2 separate regions of the Homo sapiens genome follow, and region 2 is linked to region 1. The links are chromatin contacts, found by Hi-C in ENCODE. All regions are on one chromosome and are shown on one strand. The core of a region is the stretch at or near the end of the contact, and the rest is flanking DNA. Distances in the headings are between cores, read along the strand shown. Region 1 holds the start of AFF4 (ALF transcription elongation factor 4). Region 2 holds the start of FNIP1 (folliculin interacting protein 1).

What was found. A loop is a pair of places that touch in the nucleus more often than their neighbours do. Pooled maps may share reads with other maps.
Region 2: a map of CD8-positive, alpha-beta T cell shows a loop between it and region 1 (9-fold over the local background). The contact joins the promoter of FNIP1 here to the promoter of AFF4 in region 1. A Hi-C loop is called at or near these places in 3 of 168 maps with a recorded cell type or tissue (CD8-positive, alpha-beta T cell, Right ventricle myocardium inferior and naive thymus-derived CD4-positive, alpha-beta T cell) and 17 of 50 pooled maps.

The regions. Positions count from the first base shown.
Region 1 is chr5:132,960,854-132,966,791 of GRCh38, reverse strand. It overlaps AFF4 (ALF transcription elongation factor 4), which reads left to right and starts at 3,158. Exons shown (of 21, transcript NM_014423.4): 1 at 3,158-3,533. It overlaps AFF4-DT (AFF4 divergent transcript), which reads right to left and starts at 2,980. Exons shown (of 2, transcript NR_186175.1): 1 at 2,658-2,980; 2 at 2,102-2,551. RefSeq lists a silencer at 2,864-3,703 and an enhancer at 5,630-5,938.
Region 2 is chr5:131,794,826-131,800,763 of GRCh38, reverse strand. It overlaps FNIP1 (folliculin interacting protein 1), which reads left to right and starts at 3,747. Exons shown (of 18, transcript NM_133372.3): 1 at 3,747-3,934. The coding sequence starts at 3,843. RefSeq lists silencers at 3,544-3,803, 3,854-4,133.

The DNA of each region.
Region 1 (5,938 bases), core at 1,909-4,408:
CTGTTCTAGAACATGAAGTTAGAGACAGAACATTCACTTTGTTAAAACAGATGTAACTTCTTAAACAAAATGATACAATATTAAAATATTAAAAACTTAGAAATAATTTTAGGAACTTTTTCTTTTATTTGCTGAAACAGAGGAAACTTTTTTTTTGAGATGGAGTTTTGCTCTTGCTGCCCACGGTGGAGTGCAACAGCAAGGTTTTGGCTCACCACAACCTCGGCCTCCTGGATTCAAGTGATTCTCCTGCCTCAGCCTCCTGAGTAGCTGGGATTATAGGCACTGGCCACCACGCCCAGCTAATTTTAGTATTTTTAGTAGAGACTGGGTTTCCCCATGTTGGTCAGGCTGGTCTGGAACTCCCGACCTCAGGTGATCTGCCTGCCTTGGCCTCCCAAAGTGCTGGGATTACAAGCATGAGCCACCACACCTGGCCGGAAACTTCTTATTTGCAGAATAATGCCAAATAAAAGGCTATACTGGCCATTCCTCCCCTTTTTGGTTTTTAAATAAGGTTTCATTTTGTATTGAAAAAGTATCACTATCCTTTATGGAACAAAAGCATATTATTATTTGCGTTAGCCAAATAACATTTACTTCAGAATAAGCAAGGAAACTTAAAGTTTGTTACATATTTTCAATTTGCACCTTAATACTCATCTTTAATCAAAATTATTATGGTGTGGCCGGGAGTGGTGGCTCACGCCTGTAATCCCAGCACTTTGGTAGCCCGAGGCGGGTGGATCACGAGGTCAGAAGATCGAGACCATTCTGGCTAACACGGTGAAACCCCATCTCTACTAAAAATACAAAAAAATTAGCCGGGCGTAGTGGCGGGCACTTGTAGTCCCAGCTACTGGGGAGGCTGAGGCAGGAGAATGGCGTGAACCTGGGAGGCAGAGCTTGCAGTGAGCCGAGATGGCGCCACTGCACTCCAGCCTGGGCGACAGAGCGAGACTCTGTCTCAAAAAAAAAAAATTATTACGGTGTAAAGTGACAAATATTCTTTTCTTTTGCCACTCTCCATCCCCTCAACCCTCCAACCTATACAGCCTTGTAAATCTTCTTAAGCAGAATTTGAAAGCAAGTAAATGAAATAGGCACAATTTCTGTGTAGGATAATTTGGTAATATCTATCAAAATTAAAAATCCTTTTGATCTAAAGATTCCAGGCTAAGGATTTATCATACAGGTATAATTTGCTCATTATATGGAGTTGTTTTTCGTTTTTAATTATTTTAACTTTTTTGAGACAGGGTCTTGCTCTGTCACTGAGACTGGAGTGCAGTGGTGCGATTAGGGCTCATTGCAGCCTTCATCTCCTGGGTACAAACGATTCTCCCACCTCAGCCTCTCTAGTAGTTAGGACCACAAGCCTGTGCCACCACAAACGGCTAATTTTTTATTTTTTGTAGAGATGGGGTCTCACTATGTTGCCCTGTCTTGTATGAGGTTATTCATTGCAGCTTAGCATGTAATAGTAATGGCTTGGCAACAAGCGGAATATCCACCTGTAGGGGATTGGTTAAATAAATTAGGATGTTTGCATAAGTGGAATATTATTCTGCCTCTAGGAAGAAAAAGGTAGTTCATTATATACTGATATGGCAGGATGTCCAAGACATTTTTTTCTTTTTTCTTTTTTTGAGACAGGGTCTCACTCTCATCCAGGCTGGATGGCAAGCTCCCGGCTCACTGCAGCACCGACCTCCTAGGCTCAAGTGATCCTCCCACCTCAGTCTCCAGAGTAGGTGGGACTATACGCATGCACCACCACGCCCGGCTAATTTTTGTATTTTTCATAGGGATGGGGTTTTGCCATGTTGCCGGGGTTGGTCTCAAACTCCTGGTCTCAAGCGATCAGCCCCCCTCGGCCTCCTAAAGTGTTGGGATCATAGGCCTGAGCCACTGTGCCCAGCCTATCCAAGATATTTGAAGTGAGAAAAAAAGGACTGAACAGCGTATATAGTGTGTTACCTTTTGTGTAAAAAGAAGTATCCCTATATTTTAATGTATTACTTACAAATATGTAGGGAAAGATACATTATTAAATGCTAAGTGATTGCCTTCCAGGACTGAAACAGCTAACAGACAGAGATGGGAGAATCAATTATTTTTTATTCTGTCATGTTTTGAGTTTTCTATTAAGACATTTCCTAATTTATATAGCTCTATAGAGAAAATGCATATAAAGAGTGAAGCTTAAAAGAAATAGTAGATGTTTAGAGGTGAAAGAAGTGTTCAGAATGATATGCTGAAGAAAAACATTAGTGGGCCGGGTGCGGTGGCTCACGCCTGTAATCCCAACACTTTGGGAGGCCCAGGCGGGTGGATTGGTTGAGGTCAGGAGTTCGAGACCAGCCTGGCCAACATGGTGAAACCGTGTCTCTATTAAAAATACAAAAATTAGCCGTAGGTGGTGGCTCCCCCCTTTAATCCCAGCTACTCCGGAGGCTGAGGTACTAGAATCGCTTGAACTCGGGAGGCGGAGGTTGCAGTGAGCCGAGATCCCGCCATTGTACTCCAGCCTGGGCGACAACAGCGAGATCTATCTCAATAAATAAATGAAAAGGAAAACATTAGTGGCAGAAGATGTTTAAATGACGAAGAAAGAGGGACGGTTTGGCTTCTTAGGGTAAGTTTACTGGAAATACCGAACAGCCTCCTGCGTCCTTTGCCTTTTTGCTGGACCTCTTGAGGACTCGAGGCTTCGACACCTGGAAGCAAGTCTAGGAAGCTCCGGGTTGGGCCGGATCCCCACCAGAGGCGAGGGGCGGAAGGCCTGGGTTTGTCACCTGAGCCCCAGAACCGGCATATCCGGTTCGGCCCGGCCCCGCCCTTCGGAACCTCACTAGCGGGCTACGCGCAGGAGGGCGTGAGCTCCCGGATGTGCAGGCCCTGTACTGCCGTGGCAGCCCTGCCGGACGCGGCCGCAGTGCCCAGAGGCTCAGGCCTATACCGCTCGGGCGGGTCCTTTGCCTGGCCCGGGTCATCAGACCCCACAGCCGGGAACGTCACCACCCCGGGCGTCGCCTCCCGGCCCAGCCGGCCCACAGACCCCCGCCCCCTACTCCCCCAGCGGGGAGGGGCGCAGAGGCATCACGTGACGCCCCGCACCCGCCCGGTCTTGGTCACATGGTGGCACGGCCGCTGCGTCAGTCACAGCCCTGGCTGCAGGAGTCCAGCTGCCGTCGCCGCCGCCAGCGGACGGGGCGGGGATCCTGGTGCCAGGTCTTCGTTAACCCGCCCCCGCCGCCTCAGTCAGCTGTCCCAGCCCGGGCCCGACCGTCATGGAGCGGTGCGGGGCCTACGCCTGTTCCGTGTGAGGCGCATCGCTGCCGCCGCCGCCGACGCCGCCTTCGTTTGTCGAGGCCTCCGGAACCCCCGCCGCCTCCCGGAGCCCCTCGCCCTTGGCAGCCTGTCACCGCCCCCTGGGCGGGCTCGAATGCGCGTCCGGTGAAGGTGCAGGCCCGGCGCCGCCACTGCCGCAGCCAGGAGATGGTTCGGGCCTAGCGGAGCCGGGACTGGAGGTAAGAAGGGCCGACAGACTGACCCAGGGCCGGGCCGGGCCGCGGGGGTTGTGGCCGGGGCCGGGTGGGGGTGGGGGCCCGCAAGTTCTGCGGGGAGCCTCGGGGAGACCCTCCGGGCTGGGGCTGCTCAATCAGGCGTCACCCCTCCTCTCATCTGCGCGTCCCACCCCACCACCTTCCCGCAAAGATAAGAAAATAAAAAAAGCTAACCCAATCCTAACAAAAATTCCCAGAAATCCATCCGTTTAGTGTTTCTCCTTTCCTCTTTCTTTCCTCAGACGTTCCATCGGCTGATTTGTTACTTTTTCATATCCTCCTCAATTTCAAATTATGTCTAATTAAAGAGAAAATAGGCCCAGATTCTGGCTAACATTACCCAGCTAGTTCTCGCTTTCCTTCTCGCGATCCTGCGCACCTCTCCCACACCCCCACCCCCGCAAAAAAAAAAAAAAAAGAAGGAAAAATTTCCGCCTTCGACTTGCGAAGGGGATTGACTAAAAATGGGAACGTGGGGGTATAATACTCGAATACCCTCCCCTACAACTTCTGAATCGGTCTGTTACCTAGTTATCCCAGTAGCTTGTGCGTGGATATTGATGTTTAGGCCTTTCCTCCAGCTGCCTGTGCTTGGGGTTAATCTCGTAATTGACGTCAGTGCTTTGTTCCTTCTACTTTGCTGTTCCTTCCACTCTTTGAGGATGGATCATGGAGTACAGGAGTTTTGGGAGTAACCTTATTGCCTTTTCGTTTACAAACAGTATTATTTTCAGGAAGTGGAAGTACGAATCTGAAATGTTTGTATATGGAGTTCAAGGCGAAGAGTTCGATTTAGGGTTCTCGTAGTTTTGTCAGTTGTAATTCAGAATTATGCGGTTTCTTCCCTGCTGGCCACATGGAAATTTTATACTAAGGCCAGTCACTTTTCCATTGACCAGTGTTTTTCTTGATGGAATCTAAGCTATAGGTGTCTGTGAATAGACTGTAAATGTAACATAAAATGTGTGCTGTTTTTCGGGCTCAGATATGAAAAGCGCAAAGCTTCGTTTCTGTATTGATTCTGCACTTCATAAAGTGCTTTTTAAAACTTAACTGGTCTTTAACTTATCAAAATTGAAATATTTATGAGAACTTTCTTAATTTGGGATTTGATAAAGAGCCTTTGTGGTCTGTGAGTCTGCCTAGAATCATCTTTGGTCATACGTGCATAAAGAAGTGTTGGCAAGTGGCCACTTGGTTTTCAACAAAGCTGGCTTCTTTAAATTTCTCAGATTCGTTTTCCTTATTATCACTGCATCTTTCAGCTCCTAAATATAAGAAAAATTCCCAGTAAGTTATTTTAAGTTATCTTTCAGAGTTAACTTACTAAAAACCTGGAAGCAGTCAAATTTTTCTTTTTTTATTACCAGCAGTTTCATTCAATTTGCGGTGGTTTGCAGGCTGGTACTTTGATTTTTGTTAACTCTCTAGAAACAGTAGGCAAATTTTACTTTAAATAAAATTTTGCTTCAAGTGGGGACAAGATGGGGTGTCTGAAAAAAGAGCCCAGCTGTGTTAATTGGAACATGATCTACAGTTTGGGAGTGTAAGGTGAAGCTGTGTAATTAAGAATTCTTAAAGATTGAATATTTTTGTTCTGAGTCACTTTCTACTTGTCAGATTCTCACATTCAGGTTGATACATTCTCTTCTGTGTACTCTTGAGTTATTGTACCCTTTTTGTAGCAATATATTCTGCAGCCGGGCCTGGTGGTTCACGCCTGTAATCCTAGCACTTTAGCACTTTGAGAGGCCGAGGTGGGCGGATCACCTGAGGTCAGGAGTTCTAGACCATCCTGGCCAACATAATGAAACCCCGTCTCTACTAAAAATACAAGAATTAGCCAGGTGTGGTGGTGCACACCTGTAGTTCTAGCTACTTGAGAGGCTGAGGCATGAGAACCAAATTAGCCAGACATGGTGGTACATGCCTGTAGTCCCAGCTACTCCAGAGGCTGAGGCACGAGAATCGCTTGAGAATCGCTTGAACTGGGAGGCGAAGGTTGCAGTAAGCCGAGATCACACCACTGGAATGCAGTGGCTCCATCTCTGCTCACTGCAACCTCTGCCTCCTGGGTTCAAGCGATTCTCCTGCCTCAGCCTCCTGAGTAGTTGGGATTGCAGGTACACACTACCATTCCCAGTTAATGTTTTTTGTATTTTTAGTAGAGACGGGGTTTCAGCAGGTTGGTCAGACTGGTCTCGAACTCCTGACCTCGTGATCCACACGCCTCGGCCTCCCCAAAGTGTTGGGATTACAGGCATGAGCACTGCGCCCGGCCAACCTAGGCGATGTCTCAAACAAGCAGAAGCCTACTATATGTTTTGCACTGTAATTTTCTTTTTTTCCCTGTCTCTTGCAGATATTGA
Region 2 (5,938 bases), core at 2,498-4,997, 1.2 Mb after region 1:
GTGCTTCAGAATACTGCCATTTCCTTATTATATAGCAATAAATGGTCAGTTGGTTTAGGAGTTTTTAAAAGTGGGGTAACTTGAGCCCATTTAATGTTTTTCGGGCAGGTCTACTTGATCATCTTGATTTTGAATGTCTTGTTCTGAGATGTCATCAATGAAATTATAATTTGTTTCATGATAATTCAGCATAATTGAGACTATACTTATTAGCATGATGGTTGAGGAAGATTTTAGTTTTATTGCCACCTTTTCCTATATGTAGTAACCAGGAAATGCCTATAGCAAAGAGTGCCTGTCTTTTATGCTATCAGGAGGGGAATCTTTGAAGCAGGTGGACAGAAATCTATAGACTGTTGGAGTTTTGAGGAGACTAAATCTTCCACCCTTGAGTGAGAGTGTAGTAGGCCTTATGTCTAATCTTTGTAACCCAGTAGTTCCACATTGATATAACGTAGCATGAATGAGTAGGTAATTATTTTCTTTCTCACATTTCCTCTTTGCTGACTCCTTAAACTTACAAAGGCTGCCTGTAAGACACCTCAGCTTCTCTGTGATAGGATGTAGTACTAAGTAAAAGGAAAAATAAAAGATAATATTCACTGATACTAAAATTGAAATATTTAAATTTTAATCTGAATAATTATGTATAGTTTTGTCCTCTTTTATTACAAACTTGTATCATTTCAGCGCTCTCTGATTCTGTGACTTTAGTATTACACTGCAATGTAGGAGAAATGTGATCAATAATAGGAAGTAAATCTAGTTTTTCTCTGTACCTTTCAAGACTAAATGAGACTACAGAAATAAAGCTATTACATGATTAGAGAATACTGAAAGTGTCTCTTATGCAAGCAGTTATATTCTTTTCCCTTACTATTAATATCTATAATTACCCATGAAGTAATTTTTTCCCAAGACGAAAGCACACAAGGTTATTGTATTTGGAAAGTTCCTTCTGAGGGGACCTGGAACTACTCTTTTCTGTGCCAGTCATGGACAGCCATTAGTCCTTAGTGTCTTTGGTCCCGTATAGACAGACTTTGGCCTGTTTCCACTTGTACTCATTTAGTGTAACTTAACTAGTGTAAAAACAAAACTTCCCAAATGATTGCCCCATTAATTGACTGATAGGATCTACACTTCTGTTTACTTTTTAAAAATTGCATTGACTTTATTTTTTTGTTTACAAAAACTTCATTTTTCATTCTACATTCAAATGTTTTGTGAGAAAAATATACACAGCTCATTTTACCCTGTTAGAAATCTTTCAGCATTTGATGCCAGAGGATTATCTGAAATGTCTAGGTGAAATAGTACTGCTGTTTTGATCCTGTATTGCCCAGTAGTTTCTGGACCTTGGGTAATACACAGAGCAACTGAATGATTTTCAACCTAAGCACCTCAAATGTTACCTCCTCAGACTTTGCTGACACCCTCATTTCATTGCTTATTTCTTACTAACTCCACAACATTAGTTACTATCTGAAATAACTTTATATACTTATTTACTGTCTCCTCACCTAGAAAGTTAGCTCTTTTGTACTTTGGATCCCCACTGCCTAGAACGTAAATGATTGTGGAAAGAATATGTTAATATCTTAATCATCAATAAATAGTGCAATAACTTTAAATACTTATTTACTGTCTCCTCACCTAGAAAGTTAGCTCTTTTTTACTTTGGATCCCCACTGCCTAGAACATAAATGATTGTGGAAAGAATATGTTACTATCTTAATCATCAATAAATAGTGCTTTAAAAAAGTCTTGGAACATTGAAACTCAGTATTTTGGTTGTTGACAAATTCTCAAAGAGATATAAATTCTGCCTATTACTTTTTCTTTTCTAAATATCTTCAGACCCTTATTTAGAGCATAAACTCTAGCTGCAAATCAGTGGGAGTTGGTAGCCACTTAAAGAAAATAAAATTTAATTTGTATACCTAATTAAATGAAATTCTCAAAAAGTATTTGTTTTTTGAGATAGGGCCCCCCTCTGTTGCCCAGGCTGAAGTACAAGTGGCACTCACTGCAGCGTTGACTTCCCACACTCAAGCTACCCTCCCACCTCAGCCACCCGAGTGGGACCACAGGTGTGCGCCGTGACCACACCTGGCTAATTTTTGTTTGTTTTTGAGACGGTGTCTCGCTCTTGTTGCCCGGGCTGGAGTGCAATGGCACAATCTCGGCTCACTGCAACCTCTGCCTCCTGGGTTCAAGCAATTCTCCTGTCCCAGCCTCCCAGGTAGTTGGGATTACAGGCATTCGCCGCCACCACGCCGGCTAATTTTTTGGAGACGGGGTTTCACCATGCTGGTCAGGCTGGTCTTGAACTCGTGACCTCAGGTGATCCACTCGCCTCGGCCTCCCAAAGTGCTGGGATAACAGGCGTGAGCCACAGCGCCCGGCCACACCTGGCTAATTAAAATTTTTTTTTTTTTTTTTTTTTTGTAGAGACAGGGTCTTACTGTTGCCCAAGCTGGTTTCGAACTACAGAGCTAAAGCGATCTGCCTGCCTCGGCCTTGCAGTGTTGCGATTACAGACGTGAGCTACCACGCCTGCCCAAAGTATTTTTATCCAGCCTTCCAACCATATACAAGTTATTTCCTAAATTTCTCTGAGGATTACATCCCATTGTACGAGCTTCCTCATCCTGGAGGGGGAGTGAGTGAATGGATGGGGTTGCTGAAAATTTATAAGATTAGTTTGATACAAACTCTGATATATTTTGGTTCCATGGGTTAAATAAGACTGTGAGGTCACATGTGAGCAATGTTTTTCTTTTTTTAGAAAGCGTTTCTTCCCTGTAACTTGACTAAAATTCCACAGTTCCTCCCGTCTTCATACCTAAACATTAAGATAGATTTATTAAAAATCTAAATAATTAGCGTAAAGGGTTAGATATCTGTACATATATGTCTTTAGGCTTCCTGACTTCGTTGGTTTCACCTGATTTTGTTGGTTAACAAGGAAACAGCCTAACTCCTGAGCCTCCAATCGCTAGCTCTTCCAAGAGACTAATTCCCGGTGTCAGGGTTCTAGGCGCTAGTACAAACTGCCCGCAGTGCCTGCTCGAGGTCGTCTTTGCGGGGAGCCATGGCTGTGGCAGGGGTCCCGGCAGTTTCCTTCACCAGTCCCTGTGAGCCAGCCCCCGCGCTGTCCAGATCCCAGACCTCTCGCGGGCCGGCGCAGCCTTCTAAGGGCGGTCCTGGGGTCCTGGGCTCAAAGTCCAGCCTTGGCCGCGGCCCCACGGGTACGCTTGTGGGCCTTCCGTGCTCCAGGAGCCGCCAGACTCTGCCCGGCGCGGAATGGAGGTGTGAAGCCGCAGAAGCTAGGGAGGGGCTGACAAGGAAGAGTCGGTTGCCCGTGGTTCCCTACGCAACTCTGTGGGTGCGGGGAGTCGAAGCCTTCTGCACTCCAAGGCTCCTGGCATCGTCCCCGCGCCACCCCGGCGTACCCTCTGATGGTCGCTGACAGCTTCACAGGGGAAGATCGAGACTGACCCTTCTCCCGCTACACATCCCTAGCCACCTTCCAGTCCTGTCCTCTCGGCTCACGCCCCGCCCCTGCCACGTGACGGGACCCGCCAGTGAGCCTATGGGAGGCAGCTCCGCCCCACGCCCCCACCTTGCCCCTTGCTCCGCGCGCCGCCACGTGATGCGGCCCCCCTCCAGCCAATGAGTGCCGGCCTTGCCTCGCGCCCCGCCCCGCGCGCCGTGGCCGTTTGAAGTGACTAATTTCTGTCATATGACTGAGGCGCCCATGGGGGTGGCGGGGCGGCTGTAGGAGCAGGGGCCTAGCAAGCGCCCAGCGGAGCGACCCCTGCCTGGCCGTGGCTAGCATGGCCCCTACGCTGTTCCAGAAGCTCTTCAGCAAGAGGACCGGGCTGGGCGCGCCCGGCCGCGACGCCCGGGACCCAGATTGCGGGTTCAGGTAGGGCGCTGTGGGGCGGGGGTCGCGGAGCCGATGGCCTTGTGGGCTCCGGGCTCCAGGGGTGTTGGGGCCTTCGGTGTTCCGACCCGAGCGGAAGCGCCGCGCCGAGAGCAGCATCTGGTCCTCGGTGGGGTGGAGCCGGCTGCGGGCTAGCGCCGAAGGGTTGGAGCGAGGTCCTACCTTTTATTTTACCCCACCCGCCTCGCCGTTGCCCCTTCCCCCTCCTCCCGTCGGTTTGTTTACGACCTGCCCCCAGCCACGCGCGACTCTGCTCCTCCGGACCTAGCACCGCGGCCTGAGACTTTGGGTCCACACGCCTTCCTGGCACCGAGTAGAGTTGGGCGCGGGCTGGATTGGACCTCAGCCGCCGTACTCCGGGCCGCGAAGTTCTCCCCTCCTCCCCGTGACCAGTTGTCCTCCGGGCGCTGCGTTCCAGCTCCGTTGGCGTTGTGGAGAGAGCGGCACGTTTGGCCAAGCTTCTGAGTTGAGAGAAGGCTGGAGGAGCGAGTAGGCAACGTGCCGTTCTTTCAGGTTTCTTGGACGCTAAAATTGGAGGTGTGCAGTAACCGGACCGAGCGACCTTAATGTTATCGAAGGAGAAATGTGAAACTTGAGTTTAGGGTTACTGCCGAAGGAAGACCAAATTGAATGAAATCTGGCCTTGGAATTGGCTGTAGATTCTTCCTCCTCGAATTGTTACTGAAAAGGAGTCTTAAAAATTGAAAATGTTAGTAGAGCATTTTGTAGTGTTACAGGCTTTGTTAATTTTTCATTGTAGTACCTGTTGCTGGCAGAGTAACTTTTCAGAATTGTAAGATTTGATATAAACCTGAATTCAAGGTAAAATTTAGTCGTTAAACTGCACCTGAGGAGATTATGTCCAAACAGCCTTTATACGTATTGCAGTGTGGAAACTTGCAAATATAACTAGGCTAAATGTCAAATGCCACACGTTTTAAACTTGGTAGGATAGCAAAGAGCCCAGTTGTACAACAATAGTAGAAACAAAAAAATAAAATAAAAATAAAAAAAGAGAATCTGTCAAATTTTGGAACAGGCGAAGTTGCCACACTGGTTTAAGAAATTTTGCTATTCTTAAAATTATTCACTCTCTCTTGCTAATGCAGGTCTCATCAGGAAAAATTCAGTAAATGCATATGGAATTGAAGAGGTTTTTCTACGTATCTGTCTTTTCCCCTGAAAAATAAATGTGTCATGCTCATCTGTCTCTCTTTAAACATTTCTTTAGTGTTTTTCCTTTGAAAAATGAAAGTGCAGGTTAGATAATACTACATTGAGCCATCTAGTAACTCAAGCGACAATAGGAAACAGGTTCCGATAGGATATTTAAAAGGTGGCATTTGAATAGACAACTGCTTTCTATTTCTGGACAAAGATTGACTTTGGGTACGTAGGTTTACAAGGCTCTCAAGTCACTCATATGAAAAAACATTTTCACGTCTGGTTTTCAAAAATGTAAAGTCTACTACATAGTTGCGTAATACTATTTTACAGTTACCAAAGAACTTTCTCATCAGTTATCTTATTTGATGTTTCACAGCAATCTTACGAGATAGAGCAAGTAGCAGTGCAGATAACTATATACTTTTGCCAGTGGAAGTAAGAATTATCTGTAAGCCCAATAACTGCAGTACATTATGGAATCTCTCACTTTAAAAATAAAACTTGTGCATGTGAGAAATGAAAACTGATGAAACAGAATAGGCATATCTGAAGGAAAAAAAACCATTCTGGTTAATGTCACATAGCTAATAACTTACAGATCTAATCAACCCAGGGTTTTTTAAAAACTATTTCATTGAGCTATAATTTATACACAATAAAGTATAAATACATTTTAAGCATACATCGTATACAGTTGTGTACCCACCACCCCCATGAAGTTTTAGAACACTTCCATCACCCAAAAAGTTCCCTCATGCTCTGTTGTAGCCTAACTCCTCCTCACCCGTGGCAGTCACTGATACTTTCTGTCATAGTCTT